2 separate regions of the Homo sapiens genome follow, and region 2 is linked to region 1. A link is an interaction called in ENCODE POLR2A ChIA-PET data of the cell type or tissue named here. Cell type or tissue: GM12878. All regions are shown on one strand. Links, peaks and the distances in the headings refer to the core of each region. The heading gives the core; the rest is flanking DNA.

The links. Peaks named below come from ENCODE experiments on the same cell type or tissue, not always from the same donor. Only the 100,000 strongest peaks of a DNase experiment are listed, where the experiment ranks them.
Region 2: POLR2A ChIA-PET joins it to region 1 with 11 read pairs; 3 of 35 experiments call an interaction of 5 or more read pairs at or near these places.

Annotation. Positions count from the first base shown.
Region 1 is chr10:132,419,284-132,427,243 of GRCh38, reverse strand. No RefSeq gene overlaps it. Among named protein-coding and RNA genes, the nearest start is that of LINC03068, 22 kb to the left of the region's middle. RefSeq lists enhancers at 3,058-3,584, 4,402-5,305, 7,116-7,960 and silencers at 5,763-5,822, 5,853-5,912, 5,943-5,992. In GM12878, for the core only: no CTCF peak of the experiment used is centred there; DNase peaks (open chromatin) are centred at 4,103 and 4,640; H3K27ac peaks cover 1,084 bases.
Region 2 is chr10:132,557,031-132,564,990 of GRCh38, reverse strand. The region is part of intron 1 of INPP5A (inositol polyphosphate-5-phosphatase A); the gene reads right to left. Among named protein-coding and RNA genes, the nearest start is that of INPP5A, 23 kb to the right of the region's middle. RefSeq lists an enhancer at 4,671-4,720. In GM12878, for the core only: no CTCF peak of the experiment used is centred there; a DNase peak (open chromatin) is centred at 4,392.

The DNA of each region.
Region 1 (7,960 bases), core at 3,071-5,570:
AATGCAGCCGTCGTGCCTGGCATGCGGTTGGGCATTAATTACATCTCCTTTTGCAAAGCCTAATCAACTTCTCCTAATTAACCTGTTTCCTGTCAATGTGAAATAATTGAATTCACTCGGAATTGGCTGTGCACATAGAGCCATCAGAAGCCTACGTGGCTATTTGTAATGGTGGAGATTTTGCAAACAACATACCTTGTTTTGAAAACACATTTTCAATCCCTGTGGGCATATGTCCCTCTGATGCACAAGCTTTCCGTGCTTTCCTAGAGCAGGGATGCTTCATTCATGGGGTCTGTGAACTTGGACGAGAAAAAGCAACATCTCTATTTTACTAAGCTCTGACTGAAATCTGGCATTTCCTTCCACGAGGAACGCCAGCCATCCCAGGGCTTTATCTCAAATAGAAAACACAGGTGTGTTTGTATCACTTTGCAGTTGTTGCAGGTTTTTCAAACTTGTCCACACTCACCTCCACCTCTAAAACTCAGGGGCTGCTGGACGCTGGGTTTTGTTATCCAGTGCGACGTGTAATGCAGCCACTGCCACCCTCACACATCTGCTTTGTTGATATTTTGACATCTGCTTCACTATGGCTGTTTTCCTTGGTGGCCGTATGTGTTTTTGTCCAAGTAAATCATGAATGGTAGAGCGCAGGGATTTCTAGGGCAGTGAAATGATTCCATACGATACTGTGATGGTGGACACACGGCATCGTGCATTTGTCAAAACTGATGGAACAGCAGCAGTGGTCCCCAACCTTTTTGGCACCAGGGACCAGGGACCAGTTTTATGAAAGACATTTTTCTTATAGACCAGAGGCTGGGGGGGGCGATGATTGGGGATGAAACTGGCCCACCTCAGGTCATCAGGCATTAGATTCTCGTGAGGAGCTCGGAGCCTAGCTCCCTGGCATGGGCAGTTCACAATAGGATTCATGCTCGTATGAGAAGCTAATGCTGCCGCTGATGTGACGGGAGGTGATGCTCAGGTGGTAATGCTTTGCCTGCCCACCTCTCACCTCCTGCTGTGTGGCCTGGTTCCTAACAGGCCCTGGACTGGCACCAGTGCCGATGCAAATGACGGGCATAAGGGCACTGTGGGTGGGGGCTCAGGGAATGCCCTGTGCTACCTGCTCCCTGCTCTGTAAACCAAAAACTGCTCTACAAAATAAAGTCTATTCACTTAAAAAAAAAACTCTTAATTATGAAAAAAATTATCCCCATGCTGTCAAAACGCCCCCTCCCCACAGGAGCAGATGCTCTAGGGACAGCTGGCCCAGGCTCAGGCCAGCTGAGCCCCTTGCCAGCAGGCGTGCAGCCCACGCCTGCCGGAACAGGGGAACAGCATTGGCCTCTGTGTCCTGGAACAGGGTGGGATGCCTGGGGCAGCACAGCCCCCAGATCTATGGCCAGGTACAGCCACCGGCAGTGAACACCTCCGGAGGTGGCCTGCAAGGAAGGAACGGTCACGTCGTTGAAAGTGCAATTCAGCATCCACACGGCACACGCACGCGCACACGTGGGTACACAGCATCCACACGGCACACACACGCGCACGCGTGGGTACACAGCATCCACACGGCACAAGCACGCGCACGCGTGGGTACACAGCATCCACACGGCACACACATGAGCACTCATGGGCACACAGCATCCATATGGCACATGCACACACACACGGGTACACAGCATCCACATGGCACACGCAAGGCACACATGGGCACACAGCATCCACACGGCACACGCACGGGCACACAGCATCCACACGGCACACACACGGGCACACGGCATCCACACGGCACACGCACGTGGACACACGGGCACACGGCATCCACATGGCACACGCACGGGCATGCGGCATCCACACGGCACATGCAAGGCACATGGCATCCACATGGCACACGCACGCGCACACGGCACCCACACGGCACACGCACGGCACACGCACGCGCACGCAGGGGCACACGGCACCCACACGGCACACGCACGCGCAGGCACGGGCACACGGCATCCACACGGCACACGCACGCACACGCATGGGCACCCAGTCGCACATGCGTGTCAGTATCAGCAAGCAGCCCCACTGCAGGACAGGCCCAGTATGCTCCTTTCCCAGTTTTGAGGAGCTGAAATTCTTCCTTAATCTAAATGTTTTCCGTTCGGAACGCACACGTGTTGTGTTTTTTCCACAGTCATTAGATTCAGAGTAATTAAACCAAAACGCTCATTTCTGGAAAGAGACAAAGTATTTTGAGTTTCTACATCAATATTTAACATCTGCCTAACATTTTATATGCTGCCCTGGTGGGTAAAACGATTTCTACTCTCCATAAAGATGGACTCTGCCACAAATCCCTCAAGAAAGAAAGATATTTTCTTGTGAAGAGTCAGCCATAGTGTCTGCCTTACGTAGAGCTTGACAGTTTTTTTTCTTATTTTAAAATCTCAGAGCCAAATTCAGTTCGACAATCAAGCTAAATGATTAGTCGGCTTTAGAGCTGATGTGTGTGAAGTTGGAATTTAGCACATTAAATATTTCAGGGAGAAAGTGCGCAACGTGAGACAGAAAGGCAGAGGCTTCCTCTAGAACTCAGCCTGGAGTGGTTGCAGGAAAATGCGCCAATTAGCAGGGGCTTCGTTCTCGCCAATGTGACAGCTCAGAACATTTGCAATCCATTTTGGAGGATGAGAAAGGAATACTGTGCTCCCCTTCGTGCAAAAACCAAGCCATGCAGAACAAAATTACAGGCCAGGAGGACATGCCAGGGCCTGTATGGACAGTGCTGGATGGTGCAGAACCCACGTGCTGGGTCCCTGTGTGCTCATGCCCATCCAGAGATGCCCTGGGGACACAAACAGGCCCTCAAATGCAGAGGGCCTGTCCAGGGAGCAGGTGAGAGGGAAACGCAAAGACAAGTGGTGCCTCCAGGGTGGCCCAGCTCAAGCCTGCCAGAGCACACCTGCCTCGGCACCGGGGCTTCCGGGACCCCACCACTGAATGCCAGGCCACCCCAGGCAGGGGACAGGCTGCGAGAATGGGCCTCAAGCCCTTGCTGATCTCCTCGCCAGCCACAGTGGGACAAGCTCTGATGGGGCAGCAGGGCCCTACTCACCCCATGGGCAGCCACTGGTTAGAGATACCCCGGCCGCCTGGGTGCCCAAGCCGAGCCTCCCCTGGGGGCCGTGTGCGTCCCATTTGGAGTCCCCACCATGCCCACTGTCCTCTCCACAGCTGCTCTGGTGGGTGGGGTGCTGGCCTACCAGGGTGCAGCAGGGACACCAGGAAGCTCAGCACCTCACTCAGCACCTGCTCTTCAGGCTGAAGCTGGCAGCGGGACCACCTCCACTTGCCTAGGACTGCAGAGCACAACCTGGCACCCTCCTGAAGATGACGCACATGATCATGACCCACAGGACCCAGCGGCTCCACCCCCAGGGGTGAGCCTGAAAGAAGCAAAAACACACAGCCACACACACACACACAGCCACACACACAGCCACACACACACACACAGCCACACACACACAGCCACACACACAGCCACACACACACACAGCCACACAGAGACTGCAGGAAAGCTCACAGCAGCTTTGTGCACAGCAGCCAAAAGGCAGAGACAGCTCACATGTCCACAGACTGACAGATGGACAAACACCATATGTTCACCCACATGGGGAGCATCATTCAGCATAGAAAGGAATGGGGCACAGGCACGCGCCAACACGGGGGCATCGTGAAAGCACTGTGCTCGGCGAAGGAAGCCACACACGACCGCCTGCCAGAACACATGCTACACACAACGGTGTGTCACACACAACCACACATCACACGGAACACGTTACATGCAATGGTGTATCACACACAACCACGTCACACGGACCACATGGAATGCATGTTACAATCATAAATCACACAAACCACATGTCACATGGAACATGTGTTACACACCGTATCTTACACATAACTGCACGTCATACAGAATGTGTGTTACACACAACTGTATCTCACACACAACCGCACATCATACAGAACGCATGTTACACACAATCATATCTCCCACACAACCGCATGTCACATGGATGAAATGGAACGCATGTTACACACAATCATAAATCACACACAACCACATGTCACACAGAACGCAGAACAGGGAAGTCCCCAGAGACGGAAGCAGATGAGGGACTGCTTAGGCCTGGGGAGGAGGGTGATGGCTAAAAGCTGTGGGGTTTCTTTCTGAGGTGAAGCGAATGTTCTAAAAGGGCCCGTGGGGATGTTGCCCATCTATAAACACGCTGAAAGCCATGGACGTGTCCACTGGAAGGGGAGGGATCATATGATATGTGAGCTACGTCTCAAAGAAAGCTGTTTTTTCAAAAAGACTTGTTTCCCGTCTCCCCCGAGGGCTTCCTGGACTCCTGTTGCTTGTCTCTGTCACGAATCCTCACCCCAAAATCATAGGATGAACACCCCAAAGAAATCATGAGAACTCTTCTCTTTGTAGCAAACCACCAAAGGAGAAATTCATGCTTGAAACTGTATCCAAACGGATCAGGGGCCCAAGGGCTGGATGATCTTCACCGCAGCTGGTCTCTGAAAACATGCCTTGTGACCTGCAGTGAGGAGTCCGCATCTGTCTGTGCCACCTGCTGAGACTGTCCTCTCTCGGGCTCCCATGGGGGCTGCGGGCTGGAGCGGGGCCAGGAGGGAGGGGGATGGACGGCTGGGAGGAGGACAGACACCCACACCTCGGTGACAGGTGACAGGCGTTGGCTTGGGCAGAGCCTCGGTGACCTGCCTAGGTTTTCTTCCCCAAAGCAGATCCCAGCTGCGTCTGCACCCAGCAGGCCCCAGAGCCTTCTCCTCCGTGGGGGGGTGGGGGTAAGTCCCCTCCTGCTGGGCTGCCAGGCCTCAGGCAGCCTCGACGCAGCTCTGCACCCAGCTCCCGGCTCCCACAGAGAGCCCTGCAGCTACAGCCGGGGCGGCAGCTTCCAGTGGGCTTCCTGGACCCCTGTCTCCCAGCCACGCCGACCGCAGCCACTATGTGGCTCCTTACAGTCCTCCCCCGGGACCCCTCAGCCCCCACTGGCCTCCGTCTCCCCATCCTGGTGCCCCTCTGCTCTCTGTGGGTCTCCATGGGTCACCCCACTGCCCCGTTCATCTCTCCGTCCTGGCGCCCTCTGCCCTCCGAGGGTCACCCCCGCCGCCCTCTCATCTCTCAGGTCTTGTCCCTGCCTGGCAGCGGGTTGAGCACTGGGCCCACTCCTGGGCCTCCCAGCTCCCTTGGGACCATCTCTCTCACCTCTCCAGCCCCTCCAGCTGTGGACACTGACCCCTGCCTGGCTATGGGGCTCTAGGGCAAGCCCCTCCGGCTCCAGGCCTTCAGCCCCCTCCCCCCAGCCACACCCAGGAAGGAAGGAAGCCCCCACTGCTCTGCCCCTTGGAGGGTCAGCGACGCCTGCCCGCACAGGGAAGCTCTCCTGCCTCCCTTCGTGGTTGGGGAACTGGCTGCCCTGGGTGAGGCCCTCAGGCCTCACCCGCCTCTCTCTGCGGAGAAAAGGCCCGTGGTAGCAGCAGGCGGGGCTGGGGCTAAAAATAACTCTGCTGGGGCAGAGGCTGGCTGGTGAGGCCGCCTCTGTAGGGTGGGGGCGGGAAGGGAGACCGGCCCTGGGACAGCCTCAGCTGGAGCCCAGGGGCGGTGGCCCCAAAGGCCAAGCAGGAGGCCCACTGACCTGACCTCCCCCCGCAGAGAAGCTGGGCAGGGAGCAGGAAGTCCATCTGGGGTCAGGGCGGTGGGGCCCCCCCAGCTGCAGCCCCCTACTTCCAGCCGGGTATTGATCGGCTTGAAGCTCCTTGGGGCACAAAGGAGCTTAACCCTCCTGAGCAGATGACGGCCACGCTCAGGCCAGGGGCAGGGCCCCATCTGCGTCGGCCTCTCCGGAGTGCACCCTTCCCATGGCTGGGGGTGGGGCTGGGGCCGGGGCCGCAGGGTGCAGGGAGCCCAGCGGGAGAGCCCAGCCCTGCCGCGGCTCCTCCCTCAGTGTCCACGGGGAGATGCCCCTGGCCACAGGCAGCCGTTGGCACCTCAGACCTGGGGCAGGAAGGGGAGGGAGCCCCCGGCCACAGGAAGCCACGGAAGGGTGAGCTGGGCACAGAGTTCCAGGGTGACACAAGGCCAGGTCTGCAGAGCAAACATCTGTTAATGCCCAGAAAACTCACCCGGGAAGAAATACGCAAAAGGCCCACAGGGTGTGAGACTGCGGGAGATTCTAATTTTCTTTTTTTTTTTTGCTTTTCTTTATTTTGCTAATTTTTTCCCCCCACCAACAGGGGTTATTTTATAATCAAAGAAACAGAAAACCCTCGCAGAAAAGGGAAGTGCTGGCTGGGGTCCTGGCCACGGTGCCGTCCAGGCAGGATTTGGAAGGGTCCTGGGCTTTGGAGTCCAGGAACCAGCTGTGGCCCCCCGGGTCTCAGCCTCCCCAGCTGTAATGCAAAGTATGCACCCCCAGTGAGGACTCCTCACCTGCTCTTGCCCCTCCCCAGCCATCCCACCACCACCCAGCAGGGCCTAGGCTGCGGGGCTTGCACTGTGAGAAGCCCAGGCAAGGAGGTGACGCAGAGGCCCTGGCCCAGCCCACACAGCCAGGCCACAGAGCTGGAGCCCAGGGCGACCTAGTCTCTGTCCCCAGAAGGCAGACCAGGACTCCAGCCCCAGGAGCCCCACACAGGCCTTGACTCCCTCTCCTGGACCACGCCAGGGTCCCCCTAGATGGCGGGCAGGGGGTTGTGGGCAGGGCCTCCGGGAGATGGGACCAGCAGAAATGGAGCCACCTGGGGGAGGATCTGCAGCAAGAGGAGGAAGATGAAGAACAAGAGGAAGAGGAAGAAGAGAAAGAAGGCTGGAGAGCAGCACCCCAGGCCACGCCACCCACTGCGTCCAGCCCAGCTCTTCCACGCCAGGCCACGACAACCCCTGCGTCTACCCCAGCGCCCATGCCAGCCCCTGCTTCCAGCTCTGTCTGGGGTGGGTTGGAAGTGTGACCCTCAGAGGTAGGGATTGGGGCTCAGGCTGGGACCAGAGAGTGACAGAAAACAGACCGTGCTCCCTGCACCTGCCACCCCGTGTCCTCCCACACGGCCTGGTCCATGTCGAACACGGTAACAGCTGGCCTCAGCAGAGGAGGGACAGCAGCAGCCCTGGTGGAGACGGGATGCTGGTGACCCTGCGGGGCTGGTGGTGCCAGCAGTGCCTTCCCTGCTCCCGGAGGAGTTGCCCTGGGCCCCCAGCACAGCGGCTACTGGGGTCACAAACGTACCCCAACCCCGAAAGCTCCTTGGAAGGCTAAAGGGCCAGAGCCCTCTCCACGACAAACCCTGGGAAGACAGCCAGGGTTGGCTCTGTTCTGAGCGAGGAAGTCTTGCCAGGTGGGGTGCTTGGGAGGCTGGACCCAGAGCAGGGGAGACCCAGAGCAAGAGAGGCCCAGGACCAGCTCCGGGCAGCCCCGCTGAGGCCCCAAGCCCCCTGCCGCACAACCCACTTTGCACCCAGGACCTCGTACTGACTAGGGTTGGCTCCCCAAGGGCCCCTCCCCCAGGAGACCCCTCCTCCAGGCCCCTCCCCCAGGAGACCCCTCCTCCAGGCCCCCCCCCAGGAGACCCCTCCTCCAGGCCCCTCCCCCAGGAGACCCCTCCTCCAGGCCCCTCCCCCAGGAGACCCCTCCTCCAGGCCCCTCCCCCAGGAGACCCCTCCTCCAGGCCCCCCACCAGGAGACCCCTCCTCCAGACTTCCTCCCCCAGGTGCCTCCTCCCCCAAGGCTCCCCGCCAGGTGCTCCTCCCTCAGGTGTTCCGCTCCCAGGTGTCCCCCTGACCCCCTCTAATAGAGGGACGAAACCCTGGTCCCAGAACAGGGCTTTCCCAGCAGGAATTCTTCCCTCAGTTTAGCCTTCCTGGGGAGCC
Region 2 (7,960 bases), core at 3,087-5,586, 140 kb before region 1:
TTGTTGGTGTTGGTACTGCTGCTGTGGGGAGCGGGGTGGCAGAGGCTCATACCAGGTGACCCAAGCACAGCCCAGAGCCCATGGGTGGAATTCTCACGGCCAGCACAGGCCCAGGCATACGGGGGCATGCAACAGACACGTGCTGCATGAATAAGGAGCCCCAGGTGACGCCATCCCACTGACCAGAACTCCCAGACCTCATAGAAGAGCCCATCTGCCACCAGGAGCTCCAAACAAGAGCTGGGCCCAGCGGCCACTGGCAGGGCCTGGGCACCCAAAAGTCACACTGCACACTCCCGTCTGCCCTGCACTCACTGCCATTTGGCAAGGTCTGTTTATTTTTAATAGTAAATTTTCATCCAGTTAAAATACACTCTTGTTATATAAACTTCTACTCCAATAACACTGAACTGTTGGAAACGACCCTCCATTGCCAGTGCTATTTTCACGGCCACCGACTCACAGTGAGCTGAGCCCTGGGCCGGTGACTCTGAGGAGGAGGAGGGGCCGCACAGCCCAGGGAGGCAGCCAGGGGCTCTGGGAGACCCTGGCTACCATGAAAAACCATTTGTCACTCACCCATTGAGCAGGTCAGGGCCTCCAAGCCCACCAGAGACGTGCTCACAACCCTCTTCAAGAAGCGCAGTCCCTGAATCGGGGTGGAGGGAGAAGTCCAACTCCTCCATAAGATCCGTAAGAGGTCCCCTGGGACCCTCGCCTTCCCTCCCCAGGATCATGTGTCACCCCAGGGACCAATCATGGTCTCCCCACTGATGGCGGTGGCCATACCCACAACGCGCACGCCACATTTCCCCAAACAAGCCGAGACAATGACAGCAACGAGCAGGACAAAAAATCGTGAGGTGAGAAGCCCAGGGGAGCAGCAGCAGGCTCCTGAACCAGCTGCTGAAACTGTCCTAACTGAGAAGGCATCCTCACACCTATCCTTTGTGGTTAAAAGATGCCGAAATGGCTTGGTGAGTTTGCAGACCACAGCCGCGGCCGGGCCTCTCGGTTCAGGTATGAACCAGGACGACTTTGCTCCCGCTCTGCCCTGACTCAGCCGCCAGGGCTCAGGGCTCAGAGTAGAGTGGACATGAGCCACCATGGAAGTGAATACGCCTCCCTGGCAACCGGCCCCCACTACAGGCGGCAAACCACCAAAGCAGTGAGAAGGCGAGTTATAAATCCCCCGGGGCTGTCTCACCAGCAAGCGCAAGGAAAACCAACAACCAATTTGCTTGTCGGGGTGAACTTATGGTGTGCTTTCCTTTCTTTCCTTTCCTTTCCTTTCTCTCCTTTCCTTTCCTTTCTCTCTTTCCTTTAATTTTTCTGTAGGACACCCACTCGCACTTCGTTTTTCAGCAGCAGTCCTGAGAGAGGAACCCTTTTGATTTTGAAGTTATTCAGTGTAACAGGCAGTAATGATGATCTTCCCAAACACACCTGCTATTTTCTGCTGCTTTTCCTACCCTGTATACATTCTAAATTCACCTAATAAGACATAAAGCAATAGGTTTTTGTGAACTCATGAAGATGACGGCGCTGCTGTTCACTGTCCTTGATTTAATCACAGCTGGTGCTCACATTTGCAGGACCCACATCCCCACAGAAAAGGCTCCCGCAGCACCCGGCAGACGCTGTGCTATCCACACCCCAGAGCAGAGCTCGGCCCCGGAGACCCCACTTCCCTAACAGATTGGCCAAGACCCTCAGCAATGCCAATGCCACCGCCAGCCCCCAGGGACTGTGAGGGTGTGCAGGGACCTGGCACTCAGCAGGACCCTGAGGCCAACTCACAGCCGCCAAGTGTGGCTGCTCCAGGGCCCAGCTCCACAGCCTGGAATCTGAACAGAATGTCAGTCTCTCCCAGCCCCTCCCCATCTGGTCTCCTCCAGCACCTCGCAGTCCCTCTGCCTGGGCGGGGGCATGGCACCTCCTCACCTCCTGCCAGTTCTGGCCCATGAGGGCACCTCCTCCCCGCGCCCTCCCCACAACCCTCCCTGAAGCCCTCTGCAGAGCAGCCGGCATGGCCAGGGAAGAGCATACAGGGAAGGGGGCACCAGGGAGCAGACAGGACCTGAGATACCAGAGCAGGGGAAGGAGGGCACCACCGCCCCGAGCCTGCGACTTCACAGAGCTCCAAGCTCAAGGCTCTGTCCCTCTCGAGGGGCCTCTGCAGCTGCCATCCATCCCCACAGGCCTGCAGAGCCAAGGTCTGGTCCTGGGCGTGGGGTGACTTTAATTCACCCTCGAGATGAGCCGTGGAAGCATGCCGCTCCTCACAGTGCCGTGGGCTCTGAGGGAAAGAGAAGCCAGCAGGGCTTTCTCCACCTCAAGAAAACCAGCTCCAGTTCATACTGGCCACACTCGTGCCGTGTGTGCAACACGCACCATGTTTCACGTGCTGGGAGCCGCAGGCGGCAGCCACATCCAGAACGCAGTCTCTGCCTGTCATGCAGAGGTGTGACGGGTGTGCAGGGAGCCGAGGCTGCACCTCGCTGTGACCCGACGAGCTGCTGGGTGCACACTCCTCACAGGAACTCTACGCACCTCATGGGGGGAGCCACCCCCAGGCCCAGGTTCACCTACGTGTCCTCCCACCTCCTGACAACACTGCCAGGTCTGTGCCCACTTCCAGAAGGGCTGCAGACAGGCAGCAGACAGGCCAGAGGTGGCGAGCGGGCCACGCAGAAGGTGCCTCCCAGGTTCCCTGGGTGCCAGGCCTGGCCCAGCCGTATCAAGCCCTGGACACCTGTGATGTGCAGAGGTCATGCCTGGCACCAACTGGGCGAGGGCGGTGCAGCAGGAGGAGGACGCCAGGCCCCAGAAGCCGCAGGTGAGCCTCACGGTGCACAGTGCAGGTGAATGCACCCCTCTTCACAGGAGGCCGCCAAGCCTGGCTCTTCGGCCCTTCCTGGGCACCACCTGATGTTTTGTGTTTTTAAACTTCCTTTCCTACTTAAACTGCAGACATGAGTTTGCCCATCATAACTAGAACCCTGAAGCTGACAAACCCACAAGGGAGGCTTTAAAATCATCTTGCCGGGATCTCCCAGCCACATCACATGCCCCTGAGGACAGGGCCAAGCCATCTGCTCCCCTCCCCAGGACCAACCCCTATTAAGTAAGAACTGCATCTACAGATCCAACGCAACCCCCAAAATTCCACCAGGGTTGTGTGTGTGTAGATTCCAGCAGGGTGGTGTGTGTAAATTCCAGCAGGGTTGTGTGTGTGTGTGTGTGTGTGTGTGTGTGTGTGTGTGTGGAAATTGACAAACTAATCCTAAAATCAAAACAGAAATGGAAGGACACCAGAATAGTCAAAACAATCTTGAATAAAAGACAACAAAGTTGGAACTCTCACTTTCTGATTTCAAAACCTACCTCAATGCTACAATGATCAGGTCTGTGGTACTGGCATAAGGACAGACACATAGATAATGAAACAGAATCAAGAGTCCAAAAATAAATCTATATATTCATGGTCAATTAACTTCCAACAAGGATGCCAAGACAATTCAATGAGGAAGAATAGTCTTTTCAAAAATGGTACCGAGACAACCAGATATGGATATGCAAAAGAATGAAGACCCCTACCTCACACCAGATACAAAAATTAACTCAAAATATTTCAAAGACCTACATGTAAGAGCTAAAACTATAAAAATCTAAAAAGAAAAAATAAGGGTAAATTTTTGTGACCTTGATTAGGAAATGGCTTCTGGTTATGATAGCTGAAGCACAAAACTTAAAAAAAACTAGCCAGGTGTGGTGATACAAGTCTGTAGTCCCTGCTATTCCAGAGGCTGGGGTGGGAGGATCACTGGAGCCCAGGAGGTCGAGGTTGCAATGAACCACGATCACACCACTGAACTCCATGAACTCCAGCCTGGGCAACAGGGGAAGACCCTGTCTCAAAAAAAAAAAAAAAAAAAGTGCTTCAAACGACACTATCAAAAAAGCGAAGACAACACACAGAACAAGAGAAAACATTTGTAAATTACATATCTATCTAATAAGGGTCTAGCATCCAGAATATGTAAAGATCTCTTTAAACTCAACAATTAAAAAAAAAAAAAGCCTGGGCATGGTGGTTCACACCTATAATCCCAGCATTTTGGGAGGCCAAGGCAGGAGGACTGCTTGAGGCCTACAGTTTGATACCAGACTACAGCATAGCAAGACCCTGTATTTACAAACTAAAACTTTTTAAAATTAGCCAAGCATGCTGACACACACCTGTAGTCCCAGCTACGTGAGACACTGCTGCTTGGGAGGTGGGAGGATACCTTGAGCCCAAGAGGAGGCTGCAGTGAGCTATCATCGCACCACTGCCCTCCGGCCTGAGCAACAGAGCGAGAATCTGTCTCTTAAAAAAAAAAATTAAAATGTGCCATGGATTTGAATAAGCGTTGCTTCAAAGCAGATCTACAAATACCCAGTAAGCACACGAAAGACACTCAACATGATTACTCATCAGGGAAATGCAATTCAAAGCCACCAGGAGATACCACTGCACACCCACCAGGACGGTTACAGTAAAAAAGATGGACAATCACGAGTACTGTTCTGTGATGTTGGAAGTCTGCAGCCCTCAGACACTGCTCACAAGAACGAAAAATGCTGCAGCTGCTGTGGAAAGAGTCTGGCAGTTCCTTAAAAAGTCAGAATTATCACGTGACCCAGCAACTCCACAAGCAGGTCTACACCCAAGAGAGCTGAAGACACATCGTGACCCAGCAATTCCACAAGCAGGTCTACACCCGAGACAGCTGCAGACACAGGTTCACACAGCAACTCCACAAGCAGGTCTACACCCAAGAGAGCTGGAGACACATGTTCACACAGCAACTCCACAAGCAGGTCTACACCCAAGAGAGCTGAAGACACATCGTGACCCAGCAATTCCACAAGCAGGTCTACACCCGAAAGAGCTGGAGACACATGTTCACACAGCAACTCCACAAGCAGGTCTACACCCAAGAGAGCTGGAGACACATGTTCACACAGCAACCCCACAAGCAGGTCTACACCCGAGAGAGCTGGAGACACAGGTTCACACAGCAACTTGCACATGGACACTCATGTCCATCCACTGATGAACAGATACATGAAATGTGATCTCCGCACAATAAACAGCATTCAGTCATAAGGAAGAAGCACAGGTGAGCCCAGAACACACGTGCTGAGTAAGTGGAGTCCCTGGAACACACATGCTAAGTAACTGAGGTCCCTGGAACACACGTGCTGAGTAAATGGAGTCCCTGGAACACACGTGCTGAGTAACTGAGGTCCCTGGAACACACGTGCTGAGTAACTGAGGTCCCTGGAACACACGTGCTGAGTAAGTGAGGTCCCTGGAACACACGTGCTGAGCACGTGAAGTACGATGCGAAGGCCACACGCTGTTTGATTCCATTTGCATGAAACATCCAGGTCAATCCACAGAGACAGAAGTGGCTTCGTGGTTGGCGGAAGGGGGGAAAGGAGGGTGTCATCAAATGGGTACTGGGTTTCTTTCAGAGGTGATAAAAACATTCTGAAATCAGGGGCGAAGGTCACACGACCTTGTGAACACGCTAAAACACTGAACTGTAGGTTTTATGGTGCCTGAATTTTGTCCTAATTAAAAGTAATATCGACAACAATAAATGCAGCCAACACAGGCTTCCCCAAATGACAGGACTAACCCCCCACTGATGGGGCAGATTTACCACGTGTGCGCTTCACTCAGCAGGGCCGGGGAGAGGGGATGGAGCTGGCCCTAAGAGAGCTGCCACAGCTCCGAAGCCACCGACGGCCCCGAGCGGCGGGCAGCCTTCCTCCAGAGGCGAGCACACCACCACGTCTGTGTGTGATCAAGGACCATGAGGCAGTGAGTGGCCAGCCGGGCAAGCTCAGGGACCCTCAGGAAGCTGGCTGGGCAGGAGGCGGGGACAGAGAGGGCATGGGCCAGAGGACGGGGCTGGACTGTCCCGAGGAGGCCGATGGGTCTGGGAGGAAGGCTCCAGCTGGCTGGGCTCGACCAGGGTGGGCACCGTGAGCAGAGGACTTCCCTAAGGGGTGTGGAGGGAACGGCAGCTCCCAGAGCCACACACCCATGGCCCCGGAGGCTGCAGCGCACAGCTGCCTGAGGGTTCCACCTGGGAATCACCACTGCAAGGCGACTGCCGGCTTCAAAAGCCACATGGAATATCCTGGTCCCACGCTGACCCTGAGGAGTTTAGGCAAAGGATGTCAAGAAGCTGGTCAACTGCATGCGATGGCAGCGAGGCTAGGCTAGCACTGAGCCCAATGCTGCCAAGGCTACCGCCTCCCTACCTGGAGCGTCCCCCAGCTCCAGGGAGAAGGAGGAAGGGCTCCTCCAACAGCGCTCCTCATCGGCAGCTGCAGCTGGCCTCTCTCCACACCTGGAGCTCTTCCAGCCACAGGAGACTGGACATGAGGGACAAGTGGACCCCATGCATATGGACCACCCGCCCCCAGAGGGAGCCTGATGGAGACTCCGGTCTCTACTGCACAGGAGCCGACGTGGACGTGGCTTCAGGAGGCAGAAATACCAACACACCATGCAGCTGTCAGGGCCTGAGGAGGGGGACTGGATGTCAGGCGAGGATCATGTGGGATTAACCATGATTAGCCCCGGAGCGAGTGGCCTCTCAGGAGAGCGTGGGCCGGGGGGGAGAGCCCCAGAGCGTGCTCAGCGCGTGGGCCGGGGACACCCGGAGCAGCTTGGGGAAGTCGCGGCTCTGCGTGGCCCTTGGCACACCCCATCACATGCGCAGCTGGCGGGAAGGCTATCAGGACACAGAGCGCCCCTTCCCTGCTGACACCTCCAGGTACTCTGACCTGCCCTGCGGAGCCTCCACCTGGACAGCCAGGTGGCTTTTACTACCAGTTAAGAAGACACGGTGGCCATGTTTAGGTTCTACAGCAATTTAATTTTTCATGGGTGAGAATCTTCTCACTTTCAACAGTGAAAATGACCACAGTCCAGCCCCCAGGTCCACTGGGAAGACAGGGACTAGAATTCTCGCAGCAGGAGGCGGGCACGCGGGACAGACTGAGGGAGCACAGGGCCTCACCTGGCTCTGTCCAGCCTGGCGTCACTCCCGCCATAAGCCGTGGCTGCCACACTCTGAACAGAGACCCAGGGTAAGATGCACACTTTAGGCTATGGCCCTCCCCGCCCAGGCCCAGAGGCATTCAACAGAAAACTATGGTAAGTACCTCCAGGACTCACCTCCCTGCAGCCCGAGACACTCGGGCCCCTTTTAACCCAAATATGGTCTGACCCCTCAAAATGACCTCACAACCTGTGGTTACACCCTAAGTCTGACAGACATCAATTCCATAGGCACCAGGTTCAAACCAGCACTCAATGACCCTCTGCACTTGCTGGCATCAACATCAACTCAGAAAAGAGGCAAGAAGAAAAAATTGACTCGGCCCTACACAAAAATGAGCAGCTGAACCAGCAGCTGAGAGCGGCCATTTTCTTCTGATTTCTACGCAGGTCTCTTGTTGGCATTAAGCAGTTGGGGAAACCCCCCTCGTGACTCTGCATGGGGGCTCCTCTGCAGCACGGTGACACTGCGCAGGTGTGGCACAGGCCAGGTGCCCGCGTGCTGCAGGAGGGCACTGCTGCAGGAGCCCACATCTGCCCGGCACTGAGCACTGTGACCCGTGGCCTAACCGGAACAAATCCCAGGCTCCATGGGAGTCACAGTGGCCCCGGGCGAGGGTGCCTCAGCCTGGACTCCATCCCTCATGTGAGACAGTCGGTCACAGCGGCAACAGACACCAAAGGATACCCCTCTGCAAGGGAAAACCTTCTCCCCAGAAAGCCGGGCCCGTCGGCCTTTAGGCGGAACTGACCAAATCTCCACTCAGACCTACCAAACCGGTGTCACAGCATACAAAAGAAACACACACACAAAGGCCACAACATGTGCGT